Regions from separate parts of the Homo sapiens genome. Here regions 1, 3 and 4 are each linked to region 2. The links are chromatin contacts, found by Hi-C or POLR2A ChIA-PET in ENCODE. All regions are on one chromosome and are shown on one strand. Each heading gives the region's core, a stretch centred on a gene start or an enhancer-like site at or near the end of the contact. The rest is flanking DNA. Distances are from core to core; before and after follow the strand shown. Region 1 overlaps SMAD3 (SMAD family member 3). Region 2 overlaps MAP2K5 (mitogen-activated protein kinase kinase 5). Region 3 overlaps ITGA11 (integrin subunit alpha 11). Region 4 overlaps SMAD3 (SMAD family member 3).

What was found. Hi-C counts contacts between places; a loop is a spot of excess contacts on that map. ChIA-PET counts read pairs that join two places held with the same protein, here RNA polymerase II (POLR2A). Pooled maps may share reads with other maps.
Region 1: a loop to region 2 is called in a map of OCI-LY7, with 4 times the contacts of the local background. The contact joins two enhancer-like sites. A Hi-C loop is called at or near these places in 2 of 168 maps with a recorded cell type or tissue (B cell and OCI-LY7), 10 of 37 single-sample maps with no recorded cell type and 6 of 50 pooled maps. POLR2A ChIA-PET finds 5 or more read pairs at or near these places in 1 of 52 experiments (K562).
Region 3: a loop to region 2 is called in a map with no recorded cell type, with 4 times the contacts of the local background. The contact joins two enhancer-like sites. A Hi-C loop is called at or near these places in 1 of 37 single-sample maps with no recorded cell type and 2 of 50 pooled maps. POLR2A ChIA-PET finds 5 or more read pairs at or near these places in 1 of 52 experiments (GM12878).
Region 4: a map with no recorded cell type shows a loop between it and region 2 (9-fold over the local background). The contact joins two enhancer-like sites. A Hi-C loop is called at or near these places in 3 of 37 single-sample maps with no recorded cell type and 2 of 50 pooled maps. POLR2A ChIA-PET finds 5 or more read pairs at or near these places in 1 of 52 experiments (OCI-LY7).

What each region holds. Positions count from the first base shown.
Region 1 is chr15:67,082,900-67,087,494 of GRCh38, forward strand. The region is part of intron 1 of SMAD3 (SMAD family member 3); the gene reads left to right. Among named protein-coding and RNA genes, the nearest start is that of SMAD3, 20 kb to the left of the region's middle. RefSeq lists enhancers at 201-320, 791-870. Within about 2 kb of position 2,417, at least 10 of the 41 ENCODE cell types and tissues checked have a DNase peak (open chromatin) inside an H3K27ac peak, as active enhancers do; they include OCI-LY7, where a contact is called at or near this core.
Region 2 is chr15:67,782,821-67,787,327 of GRCh38, forward strand. All of the region lies in intron 21 of MAP2K5 (mitogen-activated protein kinase kinase 5), which reads left to right. Among named protein-coding and RNA genes, the nearest start is that of SKOR1, 40 kb to the right of the region's middle. Within about 2 kb of position 1,476, at least 5 of the 41 ENCODE cell types and tissues checked have a DNase peak (open chromatin) inside an H3K27ac peak, as active enhancers do; they include GM12878 and OCI-LY7, where a contact is called at or near this core.
Region 3 is chr15:68,296,821-68,300,959 of GRCh38, forward strand. It overlaps ITGA11 (integrin subunit alpha 11), which reads right to left. Exons shown (of 30, transcript NM_001004439.2): 30 at 1-4,139. Among named protein-coding and RNA genes, the nearest start is that of FEM1B, 21 kb to the left of the region's middle. Within about 2 kb of position 2,416, at least 14 of the 41 ENCODE cell types and tissues checked have a DNase peak (open chromatin) inside an H3K27ac peak, as active enhancers do; they include GM12878, where a contact is called at or near this core.
Region 4 is chr15:67,099,870-67,104,328 of GRCh38, forward strand. The region is part of intron 1 of SMAD3 (SMAD family member 3); the gene reads left to right. Among named protein-coding and RNA genes, the nearest start is that of SMAD3, 36 kb to the left of the region's middle. RefSeq lists an enhancer at 1,097-1,246. Within about 2 kb of position 2,427, at least 8 of the 41 ENCODE cell types and tissues checked have a DNase peak (open chromatin) inside an H3K27ac peak, as active enhancers do.

The sequences.
Region 1 (4,595 bases), core at 1,167-3,666, 700 kb before region 2:
AAAAGAGTTACAGTTTTTGCTCTGATTGTTTAAAAAAAGAATCTATCACTGCTACTGATCCAAGAGGTGAGGGTTGGCATGGGGTGGGCACTCCAGTAAATACGTAAGTTGTCTTCCTGCCGTCTTGTCCTGGTGGAGCAGAGAGAGGTGCCTTTGAGCATGGGCCTGGAACCAACAGCTACTTTCCTGGAAAATTCTTCAGTTTCCAGAAGCAGTGGCCAGGTGAGCCGGGGCATGAAACCAGACGAAGTTGCCGCAGTGCGAGGCTGGTTCTGTTTGCCTCAGTTCTGAAGTTAATGGTCCAAGTTCACCACTCATAGAGCGTCAGCCTGTTGGGGAGACGGAGGCCCTGACGGCCATGCCAGGGTGCCCCCAACCCTTTGTTTAACCACGGCTGTGGACCAGTGGTCTCAGATGTTTACCATCGCCTGTTTATAAGAGGGAAGTGTGGTCATATTTCTATCTCTCTTGTGGGCTGCACGGTTGCCTTACTGGGGTTCATGTGGGAAGTGGTTACCGTTAGGAGGAGGATGAAATAACAGTACTCACAAAAAGGCTTTGATCCAGGGATCTTTTTAAATGTCATCTTTTGGCCACTGTGTTTTTTTATTTTTATTTTTTGCTATCTGCTTTAACTTCAACGATGAGAAAATCAAACCATATGCTGGACATCATTCTGCCCAGCTGGGCTGAGTCAGAATTGCAGTTCAAACTACTTCTGCTCTCCCTGGGTTTCGTGTGCTTTCAATGTGGGGATATCTTCCAGATCTGCAGTTCTCCAGAGCTAGGGACCCCTCAGCTCCAGCTGCTCTCTGGACAATACCTGAACATCCCTACAATATCTGAAATTGAATGTTTGCCATTTCTTCTTCTTTCTCCTCACACAACCTACTCTGATGTTCATGATTACTGGAGCCCCCAGGTTCTAAAAAGTGTTGAATTAGCAAGTGAACAAATAAAATGAGACCCAAAGAAACTGTGATCTTAGCATCCTGTTTTCTGGGTGAGGTTGAGGGTCCTTGGCCTCTCTTGCTGGTGGAGATGGGCTTTATGACTTTGGGGAAGTCAACTTGACTTCCTGGGTGTTGGTCTTCTCTTCTACAAAATGACAAGCTTGAAGGGAGAATCTGAAAGAATCTGTGTATCCGTTCTCAGATTTTCTTTTTTTTTCTTTTTTTTTTTTTTTTTTTTTTTGAGATGGAGTCTCGCTCTGTCGCCCAGGCTGGAGTGCAGTGATGCGATCTCGGCTCACTGCAAGCTCTGCCTCCGGGGTTCATGCTATTCTCCTGCCTCAGCCTCCCGAGTAGCTGGCACTACAGGCGTCTGCCACCACACCTGGCTAATTTTTTTTTTTTGTATTTTTAGTAGAGACGGGGTTTCTTTGTGTTAGCCAGGATGGTCTCCATCTCCTGACCTCGTGATCTGCCTGCCTCGGCCTCCCAAAGTGCTGGGATTACAGGCATGAGCCACCGTGCCTGGCCAGTCTCAGATTTTCATGATAGCCCTCTGAACTCTCCTTGGCTTCTTGCCTTTGGCTGTTTTCTCAATGCATATATTTTCCTGGGGGACAAATCTAAGTTTTCATCTGATGCTCTGCCTTCAGAGGGGAACCATTCCTTAATGACCTATTTAATTGTATTATCATTGTTGTTTAATTCATCACATATTTACTGAGCTTCTTTTGTTGGTGGTGGTGCCATCAGACACAGTGGTCCAGGAGCTGCAATGCGTTGCTGATGAGGATGGTCACACATAGCTCTGCCCTCATGGAGCGTCCCAGGGTGAAATGAGACCTCCCCTGAGAACCGACTCCCAGGGTAGGGGAAATCAGTCTGCAGGCAAAGAGGAATTCAAATTTAGCCTGAAGCACAGGTTTTCTGTGCTTCTAGGCACCGGCTGCATTCCAACCGTAGTGCCATAAAAATACAGGAAGGAAGGGAAACGTGTTCACAGGTTGGTTAGAGATGTGGAAACCAACAATCAGCTCTCTCTTATCCGTAAGAAACTAGAATCTACTGCTGGCTTCAGTCCCTCAGACCTGCTGCTCAACAGAGTGCCCTTTCAAACCTGGGTTAGACTCTGTGCTAATGGCTTTTTTCATGAACCTCAGACAGCCGGAAAGTATATTCTTTGAGGATTATGATCGACTAGGATGCTCGGGAATCTTTAAAGAGAAGCACTATCTTGGCTATATTTGCCCTCAGTTGTTTTAAGGCCAGTGAGGAGACTGAGCATTTCAGAGGTGAAGCATTTAGAGGATGGCCTCTGAAAGCATACGGCTCAGTAAACAACTGACCCATCCTTTGTCACCGTTTTTGTCCAGCGGCTGTCACCATAGGGGCTCCTCTGGTGTGGAGGAGAGAGAATTAGAGGCAGCAGGCCTGGGTTCTAGGTCTGCCTCATTGTGAACCAGCTTCAGGACCTTGGGTGAGTCACTTTTCTGCCCTGGCCCCTGGCTTCCTCTTCTATAAACTGAAGGTGTTGGCTTAGCAGGATTTTAAAGTTTCTTCCACCTTAAAAACTCTGATTCCTGCACTTGCATTCAAAGAAATGACTCTATTACTCATTTGAATAGTTTCAGAATCACTGTATAGTCAACTCTGGACTAGAAATGGGGGCCTGCAGTTGAGGACAGGATGGAAAGAGGTTTGGGGTTCAGGGTGGGCTGTGAGGGCTAGGATTCTTGATTCCTCATGATTTGCAATTGGTTGTTGGTGTTACCATGGAAGGTTCTCAACCATGGCTGCTTTTAAAAATTTTGATGCTCAGACCACCCCTGGAGACCAGTGAATTTCAAATTTCTACAGGCCGGCCTGGGGAAATCCATGTTTTTTAACTTTCCTAGGTGATTCCGGTATGTGGCCGGGATTGAGAATCACAGCCATAGATGCTTATGTAAAGCTGTGTTCAGTGTTACAGGCATCTGTTCTGGGTGGAAAGTGATAGTGGTTGGTCAAAAAAAAAGCGTGCACACACACACACACACACACACACACACACATACACAGAGAACAGCTCTAGGTTCTGGAAGTGTGTTGATTTGGTCACCACAAGTGCTGGTGGTGAGTAGTTGCCCTGAGGTTTGGAGTTCCAGTTCCCTCCTATCTCTGGGTCAGTGGTTTCTCAACATCTTTGAAGTAGTGAAACCATCTGTAGTTGGTTATTTCTGCTCAGAAACTCACAGTACAAAGTGGGGGGTGGTGCAGGGGGGTGGAGCTGGAATGGATTAAACAGGCCCTTACAAATGCCCACACTTTTTTCATGAAACTAAGTTAGAGGCCTTAGCCAACTCCAGCATACCTTAGTGTCAGTTCTTTGGCATTGCCCCGGTGGATTCTAGGGGCTGTGAAGGCTGTAGGGGTGTGTGTTACTCCCTGCTGCTTTGGTGAGAGAGTGTCCCTGTCTTTGGCTGAGAGCATCCTGTCCTGCCACTTCATCAGCAGTAGCATCTAAACAGCCCTTGAAGGGAATCAGTATCTACAGCCTAAGAAATCTGATGGGACACATCTCTCTGCATTAAAATATTAACAGAAAAGGTCAAACTGGGAAGGGGCAGCTAAGTTGGAATATCTCATTCAGGTAAAGGGATGGGCTTGTGGATCCTTAATTGGTGTGAAATGCGCCCTAGGAGGGGAGACTATATCAGTGCTGAAAGCCCTTGAGGGCTTTCACAGATGAAGGGGGATGGTATGAGAAGCTTTACAAATAACAAGGTTTGAGATGCAGTTGTAGACACATGCCAGATGTAGGTTGCTATTTTCTCAGCTCAATGAGGAATCTGTCAAGGCACTCTTAGAAATGGAAAATATAGTTCCTGCCCTCAGGAACTATAGTGTCACGTGATAGCAGTGAAGACCTTCTATGTCCTGGCCACACAGTGAGGATCAGAAGACAGAGCATGGAGAGTGGAATGGGACACATGGATCAAGGAACGTGGACCTGAGCAAGCAAAAGCAAGTCACTCGGGTCCCACTATCACATTGCATATCTTCTCCTTTTTTTTTTTTTTTTCTGAGACGGAGTTTCGCTCTTGTTGCCCAGGCTGGAGTGCAGTGGTGCGATCTCAGCTCACTACAACCTCCACCTCCCAGGTTCAAGCGATTCTCGTGCCTCAGACTCCCAAGTAGCTGGTATTACAGGCGCCTGCCACCACACCTGGCTAATTTTTAGTAGAGATGGGGTTTCACTATGTTGGCCAGATTGGTCTTGAACTCCTGACTTCAGGTGATCTGCCCACCTCAGCCTCCCAGAGTGCTGGGGTTACAGGCATGAGCCACAGCACCAGCCTCTTCTCCTTTCTAACGTGATGTCAGTGTCTCTGGGAAGCAGCCTTAGTTGGCACCTCACTGGCAGCAAGAATGACTTCATGTTCTTGCTCCCATGAAAATTCTCTGCTTTCAGGAATACACTTTCCTCTAGGTTTTTTCTTTGTCTGCAAGTGGGGGGGTGTTCTTTGCCAGATCCCTGCTTTGATGATTACCATCTGCCCACCTGAGTTTCCTGCATAGTTTCAGTTGGAAACTCTTTTCTCTTTGGACCCTAAGATACCGTGTAATAGGATTGTTCTTGGTTTCAGTAGGCACCTGGCACCCTCT
Region 2 (4,507 bases), core at 226-2,725:
GTCCCTTCTCCAAAACAAGCTTTCCTCCCGTCAGGGAGGTCAGCAGAGCTTCGGCTGGGCGCTGTCTCCTTCCTGCCTTCAGAAACGGCCCCCTTTTCAGCTCTCCTGTGCAGGCAGCAGTGCTGCATCATCTGGAAAGTGGGTTAAGCACCGAAGGAAGGTGTAAGGATGGCTTTTAGGGGACTGGCTGAATTATAACCCACTGCACGTCTGGTGCAGATTTGTATTGCAGAAGCCTTTTCTACTGTTGTGAGACATGGAGAGAAGCCGATGTGGGAATCACAGATGTGCATTTCAGTCTGCACTCGCCATTTTTATGTCTTAGCATCTGCTCTGTGCCCAGCATCCTGCCTGACACCGAGGAGGCAGCATGTCAGCCCCAAGTCCTGACCCCCCAGCCAGCTCACAGTCCAGTGAGGAAGGTGAGGGTAGACACAGCCAAGCACAGGATAGAATGTGAGAATTGCCAGAGACCCCCGCTCACCTTCTCCTCCCACCCTCACCTACCCCTTCACCTCAGGCCACTCCTGTGGAGTCCTGTGCTCCAAACTTCTGGCAGTCCCCAGATGCGTGAGGCATCCTCACACAGTCATGTCTTTGCTTGTGCTGTTTTCTCACCGCCAGATGGTGAACTTCTCCACCTCCGAAACCCAACTGGCACAACCTCTGTGAAGCTTTGCTAAGCGTGCTTCAGTTGGGTTGAGGACTTCCTTTTGCCTGTCACCCTTCACCCTGGCTAATACTTCTGTTAGTGCACTCGTCACGCTTTGTGGCAGTAACTTGTGGTAACAGTCAATAAAAGAGACCACAACCCCTCGAGGAAGAGATCATGTCTTATCTTTGTATCCTTAGCATCTAGCCCAGTCTCCAGCCTGAGTAGAATGCTCAAATATATGGTCATTGAATTTAAATGATATGAATTTAACAAGTGAAATGAATTTCTGCTAGGGGTATCTGGGGAGGCTTTGAGAATGGAGTGACAGGTGAGCTGGGACCCACGGACATTTGGGTATTTATGTGAGTATATTACTTTTCTGCACACAGATGTGAAAGGCAGCTTATATCATAAGTAAAAGTACCAGAGCCTCTAATAGCCACACTAGCCAGTATTCATACTACAATTTATTTTCTCTAAACAAACTTGAAGAGATTGAAGTAACAATTGCACCTAACTTGGGGCTGAAGATGAATCCAGAAAGGATCCTGTTTTATAATCTTTAAAAAATTGATTTATTATATAGAGAGAAATGGATCTAAACATAAAACATTTTAAACACTTAAGTTAGAGCATTCTTTCATCTAAGTTATCTCATTTGACCTTCACATGAACACTATAAGGATTATTCTTATTCCCATTTTACTGATGCATAAACTGGGTCTCAGAGAGGTTAATTTCCTTGCCTAGAGTCACACAGCCAGGAAAAACACAGGACTGTCCTACTGCACAACATCAAAGCTACACCCGTTGTTGCATAGTAGGCAGAGGATTGTTATTGTGGTTTAGAGAATTTCCGCTAAGTCAAACTATTTCTTGCAGTTAGAAAAATAAAGCTAAATACAAATACAGGACCACACAAACAAACTTGTAGGATTTCAGCAGAGTGTGCTTGTGAAGCCAATGCCCCTGTAGGATGCTTTGCTCAACTCCCTCCCTATGGTCCCTTCCACCTTGATGCCACAGGCTGCATCTGCAGGGCCGTGGTCGAGGCAGAGAGCAGATGGCTGCACACACTCTCCACCCATCCCCAGGTGGCAGGGTGGCCTGGTTGAAGCCTGAGCCTCAGTAGAGACAAAACACAAAAGAGGAAGTAATTACCAACAGTTTGCACCTGGTCTGTTAGTTGGTTATCTGAGGGGAAGCTGTGAGAATTTATGTAATCATTGTTTCTTTGGTTTTGGCAAAAACTGAGGGCAGAGTGTGTCCTGACAGCTGTCTGGTCACAAACCTTTCTGCCTTTCCACTTCTGCCATCATGGGTATAGAAATGGGCAACTTCCAAGAGATGATGTTCCTCAAGTTTGGGAGAAATTACCTTTAACTCAACAAACTTTTTACTGAGCACATTCGTGTTTAGCTGAACTCGGAGTATGGGCTGTGCACCAGTGGTAGTATCTGAACTGTTTGTTGTTTTTTCCCTGAGACAGGGTCTTACTGTGTCACCTAGGCTGGAGTGCAGTGACACGATCTTGGCTCAGTGCAGCCTCAATCTCCCAGGCTCAGGTGATCCTCCTACCTCAGCACCCGCCCTTCCTTGAGTAGCTGAGACTACACATGAACAACACTATGGCTAATTTTTGTATTTTCAGTAGAGACGGGGTTTCCCCATGTTGCCCAGGCTGGTCTCAAACTCCTGACCTCAAGTGATCCGCCTGCCTGGGCCTCTCAGAGTGCTGGGATTACAGGTGTGAGCCACCGTGCCCGGCCCCGAACTGTTTCTTAAACACAGGAAGATAAGGAATTTGTGCCAGGATATAAATCAAGCCTGTCTGAAAGCATTCTGTTTAGTTCAGTTCAGCTTTTTGGAGCAAAACGTTGTGAGCGAAGAAAGCTGTTTGCGGTTCACATTGCAGCATGGCTACTTGTATCATTGCAGGCCAGCAGCAAGCAGTTCACAGGACGACTACTTGAGTGGCACAGCTGTAGGGAATACAGAGGGCTATCAGACACTAATCCAGCAAACACAAATCCATCATACATGCAAACAAAGTAGTCAGGTCACACAAACAGGAAGCCAAACAATCGGGGTCCATCTTGAAGGGAGAGGGGAAACAGCAAGGAGAAGACAACCCACAGATGTCCACACCAACACAGGTGCTGGAGGTGTGGAGGCAGCAGGGGACCTGGCATGGAGCCATGACCTCGCTCATCCTATGACCTTGATGGAAGGAGGGGAAAGGTAGAAGGGTTTGTGATCTGACAACTGGCAGGATGTGTTGTGCGTAAAGCCTGGAGAGGCTAAGGATGGTCTTTCAAAGCTTGCAAATCAGTCTATCGTGTGAATGTGAGCCAAGAAGCAACCTGGGAAACTGGAAAGAGATTGAATTGGATGTCAGAAAATATAGCTTCAAGTACAGGCACTACCTCTAGGAAACTGGGCAGGCAACAGCTGTTTACTTAGCCCATCTGAGCCTGAGCTGCTTCATCTGTAAAATGGGGTAATGATACCAACTTCACAGGGGGCTTTTAGCTGTTAGGTTGTTTTTTTTTTTTTAACTTACAGAAGATGGAGGTTATGAAAGTGTTTGTAAACTATGAAGTGCGAGACATACATGGGGCACGAGGTCATTCAGCCTCTTTGGGTCATGATTTTCTCATCTGTCTGATGTTCCTGGGTATTTCCAGCTTGTTGCCTCTTGGAAGATACATGTGTTTAGGGAAGTTTAATGTGACTTAGAATAAATTATATGTATGTCGGATGTTTGCAATTGGTGTACACTGAATTGGTAGTCTCTTGGGGTGGTCTCTGTGGTTGAAAATCCAAACAAGATGAAGCACATTCCTCCCCACTCACTGGAAGCCATAACTTTTCATGTCTGTCCTTTATTATTGGTAAAATGTAATGAGCATCTTGTTGGAGGGAATTATTGTAAACCAGTTAATCAACAAGTATTTGTTGTCCAGGTCTGTGAGGTGCCATGATGGGTTCAGAAAGAATATAAGAAAGACCTATGTCTCAGGAGCAGACTAGACATGCCCATTGGCAACATTTAGAGAAGGTAGATGAGTGCCAAGCTGCTGGCTTGGGTGGTGCGGGAGCTCGGAACAGTGGCCGAGGGGCCGTAGTAGTCAGTGAGGATGCCTGGCTCGGGCCTGAGTACAGAACTTGGAAAGTGGTGGTACAACAGAAAGCCAGCTTCTCCCCTCCCTCTCCCTTCCTCTCCTAGCTGTCCATCCTGCAACATGTTACTGAACGCTCTCCACCTCTAGTTGCTTATCTACAAAAATAGAGTATCGCAAAGCATGAAATTTAAGTGAGATAAAAATGTTAGACACTTAGCACAGTGTCTGGCATAAAATAAGTGTTCAATAAATGGTAACCATTTTTATCGTCATTGTCATCATCATCACTGCTAATAACAAGAGGGAAGACATTCCAGGGAGAGAAAATGGCACAGGCTGAGACCGGAGGGAACAAGGACAGTGAAGAACCCACCCTAGCCAAAGCAAAAAAGACCCTTGGAAATGATGGGGTAAAGTTAGCTGCATGGGGCCAGTGTGATCTGGAAGGGCTGTGCACACCAGAGAGTAGTGGGGCAGTTGGACGCACTTGTTGGTTCTTAAGCAGGGAAGTGGCTGTTCAATGATAGATAGGCAGGCAGGGCGGACAACAGGACTGATTCCGCCTGCCCCTGGTGGGCCAGACCCTCTGGCTGAAGCTGATTCGTGCATAGGAATGTCCTAACCCTTTGGCTGTTTCTCAAATTTTGCGAAGGTCTCTAGCCAAAAGGATGGGAAACCGAGTTCAGCGCTTGTAGCTGTTTGGCAGCATGTCACTTGTCTCTCTTTC
Region 3 (4,139 bases), core at 1,166-3,665, 510 kb after region 2:
ACTTTTTTTTTTTTTCCCCCATGATCTATTTGAAAAAGACACTTTTATGGCTTCCCTTCCCTTCTTTCTCCTTCTCTTCTTTGGTTTAAAATGTTGATTTTCCTATAATTTGTTTGGTTTTTGTTTGTTTGTTTTTTGAGACAGGGTTTCATTCTGTCACCCAGGCTGGAGTGCAGTGGTGCCATCATGGCTTACTGTCGCCTTGATCTTCCGGGCTCAAGTGATCCTCTCACCTCAGCCTCCCAAGTAGCTGGGACTACAGGTATGTGCCACCATGCCCAGCTAATTCTTTTTATTTTGGTATTTTTTGTAGAGATGGGGTTTTGCCATGATGCCTAGGCTGGTCTTGAACTCCTGGGTTCAAGCAGTCCTCCCACCTCAGCCTCTCAAAGTGTTGGGATTACAGATGTGAGCCACCACACCTGGCCTTGGACTAGTATTTCTTCATTTGTCTTTTTTAAGTGGGGAGGTGGGAGTGGCTAACTTTTTTCATTATTACGTGTTTATTTTTCCAGATGAAGTTTGGTGTAATTTTATCATGTTAAGAGATTATTTCGTTTAGCATTGAATTAATAGATTTAGGGACATCTGTACAGTTCTGCACTTCTGAGCTTTTTTTTTTTTTTTTTTTTTATCCAAAAGAAAGCTATGTCTGGTTAGGTAAATCATACACCTGTATCCAGAGTTTTGTTTTGTTTTTTTTTTTAGGTTTTTCTTTTTAATGAAGGTCTTACAACTATTTTCCTTTTATTACCACTACGTACTTCTAAATATTAATGTTTTTACAAAAGCACTGTAATGGTTTTTTTTGTTTTTAAAGAAATAAATTTTCAGTTACTTCTTTTGGATGTCCCAGATACACTAATCGTTTGCAAGTAACAATAATATGGCATTCTCATTTCCAGCCTTCACATCTCAGGAGAGTATTAAAGGGTGGTATTGGAGCACACCCTCAGGACATGTTTGTTTTCAAATTTAGATTCTCTGTGGCCATTCCAGCCTCTATAGAGATCTGAAAAAAACATTTAGTGCCACCCTCTCATTTTATAGTTCAGGACACAAGCCCAGAAAGGCCACACAAGGACTATGTGTGTCGTAACTGAGAGTAGGCTCTGGGTCTCTTGACCCACTGAACAGTGCTCTTTCACTGTGAGATGCCAGTACTAGGGAAGCTCACCTTCAGATCTCTGCTAGGTCACTCCCTGGCTGCAATAACCTAGTGAGACTGCGGAAATCATCCAGACAGGTTTTAAAACATTTTTTTCTTTGTTTCAAGTAATGTCTGCTGTATATGACAGATCACCAAAGAAAATACTGGCAGTAGTGTATTCCTTCAGATACTTGACCTAGAAAATTTCAGTATGAGAGAGGCAAATTTTAGGTGGTTCACAAAACCTTAGCTTGTTGGCAAGTTTAGACAAAATTATATTTTCTAATTTGCCTGTGCTTTAGAAATTTGGTGTGCTCAGTCCATCAGAGGGGCGGACTGGGGTTTTGCTTTTGCCTTAATCAATGGCAAGATACTCTTGCATGTTGGCGCTTATTGAACACCTACTGTATTTCAGGCACTGCACCACAGATATGCATACAAAAATAAGAGAGACCAGTGTGGGCAACAAAGTGAGACCCCCTCTCTGCACAAAATTAAAAAAAAAATTAGCTGGGCATGGTGGTGCATGTCTGTAGTCCCAGCTACTCAAGAGGCTGAGGTGGGAGGATCACTGAAGTCCAGGAGGTCGAGGCTGCAGGGAGCTGTGATTGTGCCGCTGCACTCTAGCCTGGGTGACAGAGCAAGACCCTGTCTCAAAAATAAAAATAAGAAAGATGGACTCTGTCCTTGATAAGCTTGTTCTCCATTTAGATGCATCTATTTGAAATTTGATTTTCTGTATTTCCTCTAATTTTCCAAATAAAAAAATTTTTTGACTCTGACTTGGGCCACCTTCTGAAAACATTTCAGACACATCACTAAGTTGTTGCACATCTTTTTTAATGCAGGGCCAGGGAGATAATCCAGGAGTTTGAGACCAGCCTGGGCAACATGGCGAGACCCTGTCTCTACAAAAAATACTAAAATTAGCTGAGTGTGGTGTGTGCCTGTAGTCCCAGCTACTTGGGAAACTGAGGTGGGATTGCTTGAGCCCGGGAGGCAGAGGCTGCCGTGAGCTGTGATGGTGCCGCTGCACTCTAGCCTGGGCAACAGAGTGAGACACTGTCTCAAAACAAACCATGCAAAGCTGATTAGAAAGGGTAAGTCCCTCAAGGATAGTGCCCATCCTTTAAAAATAACTTTCTGCTTGTACTCTACTTTGGACCTGGTAAGTTTGCTAGGTACGGCTTAGCATACATCTTATTGAAAAGTTTTAGTGTCCAGGTGCAAGGCTTACAATTCCCTCCTCATGCTAAATCAGCAAGGCTCCGTTCCTGTTTCAGTTTCAGTTTTGGAACATGCTGTCCTATTTTAGCATGATGTTGAAACTAATAGAATAGACAGTGACACAAAAGCACTGTGCAGATTTTAACGTGGCCAGTTAGGCCTGGCTGTCCTTTGAGAAGAACCTAGTTGATGTTAATATTAACATAAAGATAGTAGGGGAGTTTTTTTTTTTTTTAAATTATAAGAAGGAGTGCAGGATAAAAGGCTGGAACCACATTAGCCGAAGGTAAAAGCAAAGACTGGTGTGGTGTTGAATAAAAACAGGGGACCATTCATACTAATGGCTGTATTTAAGTCACCCAAGGCACATTTGGGTGGTGAGGAGACTGCTTCGTGGTGGTGAGGCATGGGTGCAGTGAGTTGTTATGCCAGGAAAGGAGCACGATTAAGCCAGCGGTCTCCATTAGAGGCTGCTTGGCATCCTGGGATTGAAGCCAGGGGACTGACTCAAGTCTAATGTCTTATTCTCAGACAGTATTGATGCTAAAACCTTTTGAATACTGACGGAGGTAGGAATTTATCTTGTGAAGACCTCTAGGGATGGAAAGGTCCACACTGTCTCCTAGAAGCTCTTCCACATGTCCCTAGGCAGAGCTATTCCATAGTGTCTCCATTGTGTTTGCATTAGCACTTTGCCCTTTCCACCTAGATACCTGTCATGTCAAGAAACCATCACCTTCCTTAACAAAAGTAAAACCCAGAAACTCCACTGGGGTTTTTGCTGATTTTCTTTGCTGGCTGCCATCAAGATAGTCCCCAGCACAGTTGAAGGGCATCTAAAGACAGGCCTGACAGTTTAAGAAACTGACATTGAAGATTAGAGAATAGCAGAATATTATAGCTATTATGTAATATTAAATCCAGATGGCTGTTCTACAAGTTTAATGTGCTTAGAATTACCTCACAGAGCTTGGATCCATGAAGTCTGAGGAGGAACTTAGGAGTCTGTGGTCTGACTGAGGCAGTCCTGGGACCACTCTTTGAGAAGCGCAGCGCTGCAGAGATCATCTGCTTTATGAGGCACAGTGGGCTTGGGCACAACCCCCTCTTTCTTCATCTTACAGCCTGGATATTCACTTACCTGTTGATTGCAACTCTCAGCCATTAGAGTCATCTGGGGAAGTTGGAAACAAACTTGGCCCCTCTCCCAACCAATGAAATTGGGATCCATAGTGGGTAGGGCCCTTGCAGTGGTCACTTTTAAAGCTCCCGTGGTTCAAAGGTGCAGCCAGGATTGAGAAACACTGCGTTAGCATAGACTTTGCTCCCTATAAGATGCATCTTTGTTTGCTCTACCAGGCACTCTTAAGGCTCATCTTGGGTATTTATACTTCAGGGTAAATAGATTCAGAAAGGGAAACTTGATAACAAATTGAGAGGCTAAGGGCCTTGATACAACTCTCAGTTTGTCCACCTTTTGACCACTTAGTTGGTCTTGGTGTAGGTCTGGGGAAGGGTGTGAAGGACTGTGGAGTTCTGGAATAAGGGCTGCTTGCCTCTGACCGAGAGTCCAGAGGTTGCAATTCAGTGACCTCTGGGCTGCATCTGACCAGCAGGTACATTCTGTTTGGCCTGCAGTGTGGTCACAGGTGGCAGTTTTTAAAAATATGAATGCCAGCCTCTAAAAATCAGATATCCATAAGAGCATTCTCAGATCTGATGATATTTGATGGACGACTTGGTGCTAAGTCAATGAAAACTT
Region 4 (4,459 bases), core at 1,177-3,676, 680 kb before region 2:
ATATTTTTTGAGCCAAGAAATGAAGTACGTGGCCGGGCGCAGTGGCTTGCGCCTGTAATCCCAGCACTTTGGGAGACCAAGGTGGGTGGGTCATTTGAGGTCAGGAGTTCAAGACCATCCTGACCAACATGGTGAAACCCCATCTCTACTAAAAATACAAAATTAGCCGGGCATGGTGCCACATGCCTGTAATCCCAGCTACTTGGGAGGCTGAGGCAGGAGAATTGCTTGAACCCAGGAGGCAGAGGTTGCAGTGAGCCGAGATCGCACCCTTGCACTCCAGCCTGGGCAACAAGAGCGAAACTCCATCTAAAAAAAAAAAAAAAAAAAAGGAATGAAGTATGTGCCACAACATGGGTGAATCTTGAAAACATTGTGCTGAGTTGAAGAATTCAGACATCAAAAGCCACATATCACATGATTCCATTCCCATGCAGTATCCCCATAGGCAAATTCACAGAGACAGAAAGCAGATTAGTAGTTGCCAGGGATGGAGGAGAGGGGAATGGGGAGTGACTGCTTCATGGATACAGGGTTTCCTTGAGGGATGTTCTGGAACAAAATAGTTGCGGTGGTTGTACAATATTGTGAATGAACTCAATGCCACCAAATTATACACATTAAAATGGCTAACATGGTAGATTTTTGCTGCATGTATTAATATATTAATGTATTAATAAATGTATTAATTACAATATTAATATATTGTGATATACTGTGATATATTGTGATAAATATATCAATATATTGTGATAAACATATAAATTGATTTTAATATATATTAAAATCAAATGTATTCCTCTAATGGTGTCCATGTCACTGACTTAGTTTCTGATAGGTTTGTATTGGGTAGGAAAGAAAGGAATGGGACATTTACGTGTACACTGAGGCAGAAGAAAGAATGGGACTTTCCAATCCAGGCTCTACCTTTATGAGGAACCAGAGACCCAGAGAGTGCTAGTGACTTGCTCAAGGGCACAGAGCAGCGTACCAGAGTTGAGCTTTGGCTTCTAGCCTCCTCACTTTCTATTGGGGAAGTCACAGTGGAAAAGGGGGTTTTGGCTCCTTTATGTCTTTGGGTATGTTCTGGGTCACTGAGGATCAGCTCTATTCCACCTGGCATTTTGTGCTTTCCATGGGTGCTCAGGAAACTGTCTGTCTCACCCTGAGGTGAGGCTCAGGAGGCTCTGGGGCTTTGTAGTAGAAATAGAAATATCCCAAGTCCTGGGTTGTGTCCTTGTGGATGTGTCTAGAACAATTCCTGTTGTGCTACTCGCTTTGGGCAGTTAGCGAAAGGGACTAATTGTGTGCAAATACATACGTTTGGTGTTTGTTGGGAGACTTGCCATGTGACACTGCTTCTTCTTTTCTTCTCTTTTTGACTATGAACACCTGACACTACAGGAAATAAGAAACTTTCCAGTACCTAATTTATGCTTACTCTACTTTCAAACCCTGTTGGCCCCAGCACAGGGTAAATGAAACTGTAGCTTATAGTAATATTTACGTATGGGAGTCAATGAGCTGTTTAAATACTTGGATGTCAGAAAAAGGTTTCAAATTTAGCAAGCCCCCTGACTCTCCCACCCTCTGGCATGTACTGGGTAGGCCTGCCTGCTCTCTGAGGTCGAGCTCTTGTATCCTGTCCTGGTCGGTGCCAGTATAGCAATGATGATGACAGTGATGATGATGCCACTGGAACAGGCTGAGCTGTAATTGAATTAAATATCTGTGTAATCCCTAGGAGAAGCTGAATAAGGTTTGAGGATCTTGGAAGTTCAGTTATACTCTCAGTAACTGAGGTGAGATCCGTAGGCAAGGAATGACAAGATCGAGATTGATTAGCTACATGACCTTAGGAAAGTGACCTAAAGGTTGTTCACATTCAGAGTCCTCATCTTTGAATGTGAATGATATTTCTGGCCTCTCCTATCTTATGGAGTTGGTGTAAGCATCTGCATGAGATGATGGACGTTAAAGTGCTTTGTTAGCTGTTGAGACTCTTACTGAAATGAAACCCAAGGATGGGTGCCACTGAAAGAAACAAGAATGAATGCAAACTAGTTTGTGTTGGGAGTTGTACTTGACACAGCTGAATTTGCCTTTGTCTTTAGGAGAGCCTTAGCTGTGGGAAGCAGGGCTTGGAATGCGCTGATATTTATTTCTTCCATCAAATCGGATTATGAGGCACCTGATCTGTTTAAGGCTGTGTGAGTAGAACCAGGTCCTGCCTTCCGGAAGTTCATGGTTAAATTGTGTTTTCATGGGTCACCTGGAAGGCGAGCTTGTTCAGAATGAGGATAATTGACCCAGTGAATCCTTCCTGCCTCGAGGCCCACCATGTTATTCAGATCAGTCTTGGGGGAAATGCTGTGAAAGTGTGTGTGTGTGTGTGTGTGCGGTGTGTGTGTGCATGCTCGCGTGCATGAGTTTGTGTTGAGAGAAAGAAAAAAGCCAGGAGAGTAGGATGAGTCAGATTTAACCACTGTTTTTTCCCTTTTGAAACTTGTTATGTTCATACACATACAGCAGTCATGCACTTGCTCAGAAATGTGTGAAAACCACTTAAAATGTGTGAAATGCAGCCCTTTAGAAAGTGTGCCTTCCACCACATTCTTTTGAGCAGTGGAGTGGATTTGTGAGTGTTCATATCTGTCCTCATCTGTGGGAATTGTATGTCCAAGGTGCTAATTCAGGGCCATACTGGGATGACCTGTGTGTATAGACTTGTCCTGGGTGAGATGGGAGCAAGACCATCCAATGTATGATGGGGAATTCTGTTAAACAGGTAGAATTCTGAACCTCTTGGTGGTCCTGGCTGGTCAGTTGCAGGGAGTGACGTTGAATGGACTGGGAAGATCTGGATATACCATGTTTCTGTAGGCATGATACGTGGTCCCTTAGCTTGGTATTTAAAGTTCTTTGGAAGTGACCGCTTTCTGGATTTACCTCTGTGCAGCCCCTCTGCTCCTCCCAGGTGAGGCTCATCATAGCTCCTCTTCAATGTGCTTTGTCCACAACTGCTGCCATGTTTTAGCTCCCCATTACGTTTCCTGGGATGCTCTCCTAGACTCCTCTGTACCTTTCTTCTTTCAAACCCAAAACAGGTCCCATCTCCTTAGTCTTAACTGTCTATGAATGGTCTGTTGCCTCACTTCCCAGCTCTGGTATGTAGTACGTGCTCAGTACACATTTTTGAATGCATTAATTTGGCTCTTTTCTGTGAAGGCAGCTTGTCTGTGTGTCATTCATCTGCCCAAATTTGATTGTCAACTTCCTTTGTATGGAGCTGTACTGTTCTTTTTGTTGTTTTTCTTAACTCCTTGCCCCTGCCTCCCATCACCCCAGTGGAAGAGTTATAGTCAAGGTAGTGTAGTCAAGGTCGTGCAAAAGCTACACACTTGAACCTGTTCCGTGTGGTTTCACACAAGGCACATGGCCTCCTTGGGACTCACTTCACATCACTCGACAAGGGGATAGCAGGACCCACCTTGACTGTATTGAAGACTGCATGATGATCAGGAGAGAGTGAGGGATGAGAAAGAGTTTGGAAAACAGCAGAACACGATGCAAACATGAGTTATTCATGGTTTTGTGTCCAGGCTAACTGTGCCCTGACATTAAGGCTGGGTGGGTCTGGCCCAGGGCTTCTGGGGTAGGCGCTGTGCTGGTGTGTGCTACTGACCTGGAGTCCAGGATCCCTGAGTCCCACTCACCCTCCCTGGGCTGCAGTTTCCTCAGCCCAGCTACCCTTTCCAGCTGTGACTGCTGGTTGTGGAGCTGAATGTGTGTGGGGTGTGGGCCTGTGTGTGGACTCCCCACCCCTGTGCGGTTTTCCTAAGCACATAGCACAACAAGGAGCTGGAACAGAGCTGCAACAATGAGGAGGGTTTCCTCCAACTGTCAGTGCTTCTGGATCCACCGTTTCGGCTTTGACATTACCGTGAGTGACCACCCTGGACCTCTTTCTTTGTGCCAAACTCGTTGCTGGATTGCCATAAACACTTACTTGGATTGATTAGAGAGGCTATTTGCCGTATTGAAGGTGGCAGAATTATTTCACCTTTTCCAGAGGTGTTGACGTTCAAGGGTAGTTGGTGGTGACTGTACAGAAGGGAGACAGGAAGCCTGGAGGAAGGAAAGGGGTGCGTAGCCGAGAAAGTGCACAACGGGCCCTATTTTTAAAAGTGCCTGCCTCTGCTGGTTTTGTTGTGGCAGCGCTCAAAGGCAGGAAGACAGATAAGATCGGATTTCAGGATTTTCGTCTGCCCCCCATCTCCGCCCCCAACTTTTGACAACCAAGAACTTTTCCCCACCAGGAGTGGGTATATTTCAACTTCTGTAATCCCTGCGTCTCGCACAATGCTTGGTATTACAAGGTGCTCACTGAGTGTTTGAATGAATGAATGCCTTCCCAGTTCTCATCACAGCTATAGGGTGTCACTGTATACATCAAGTC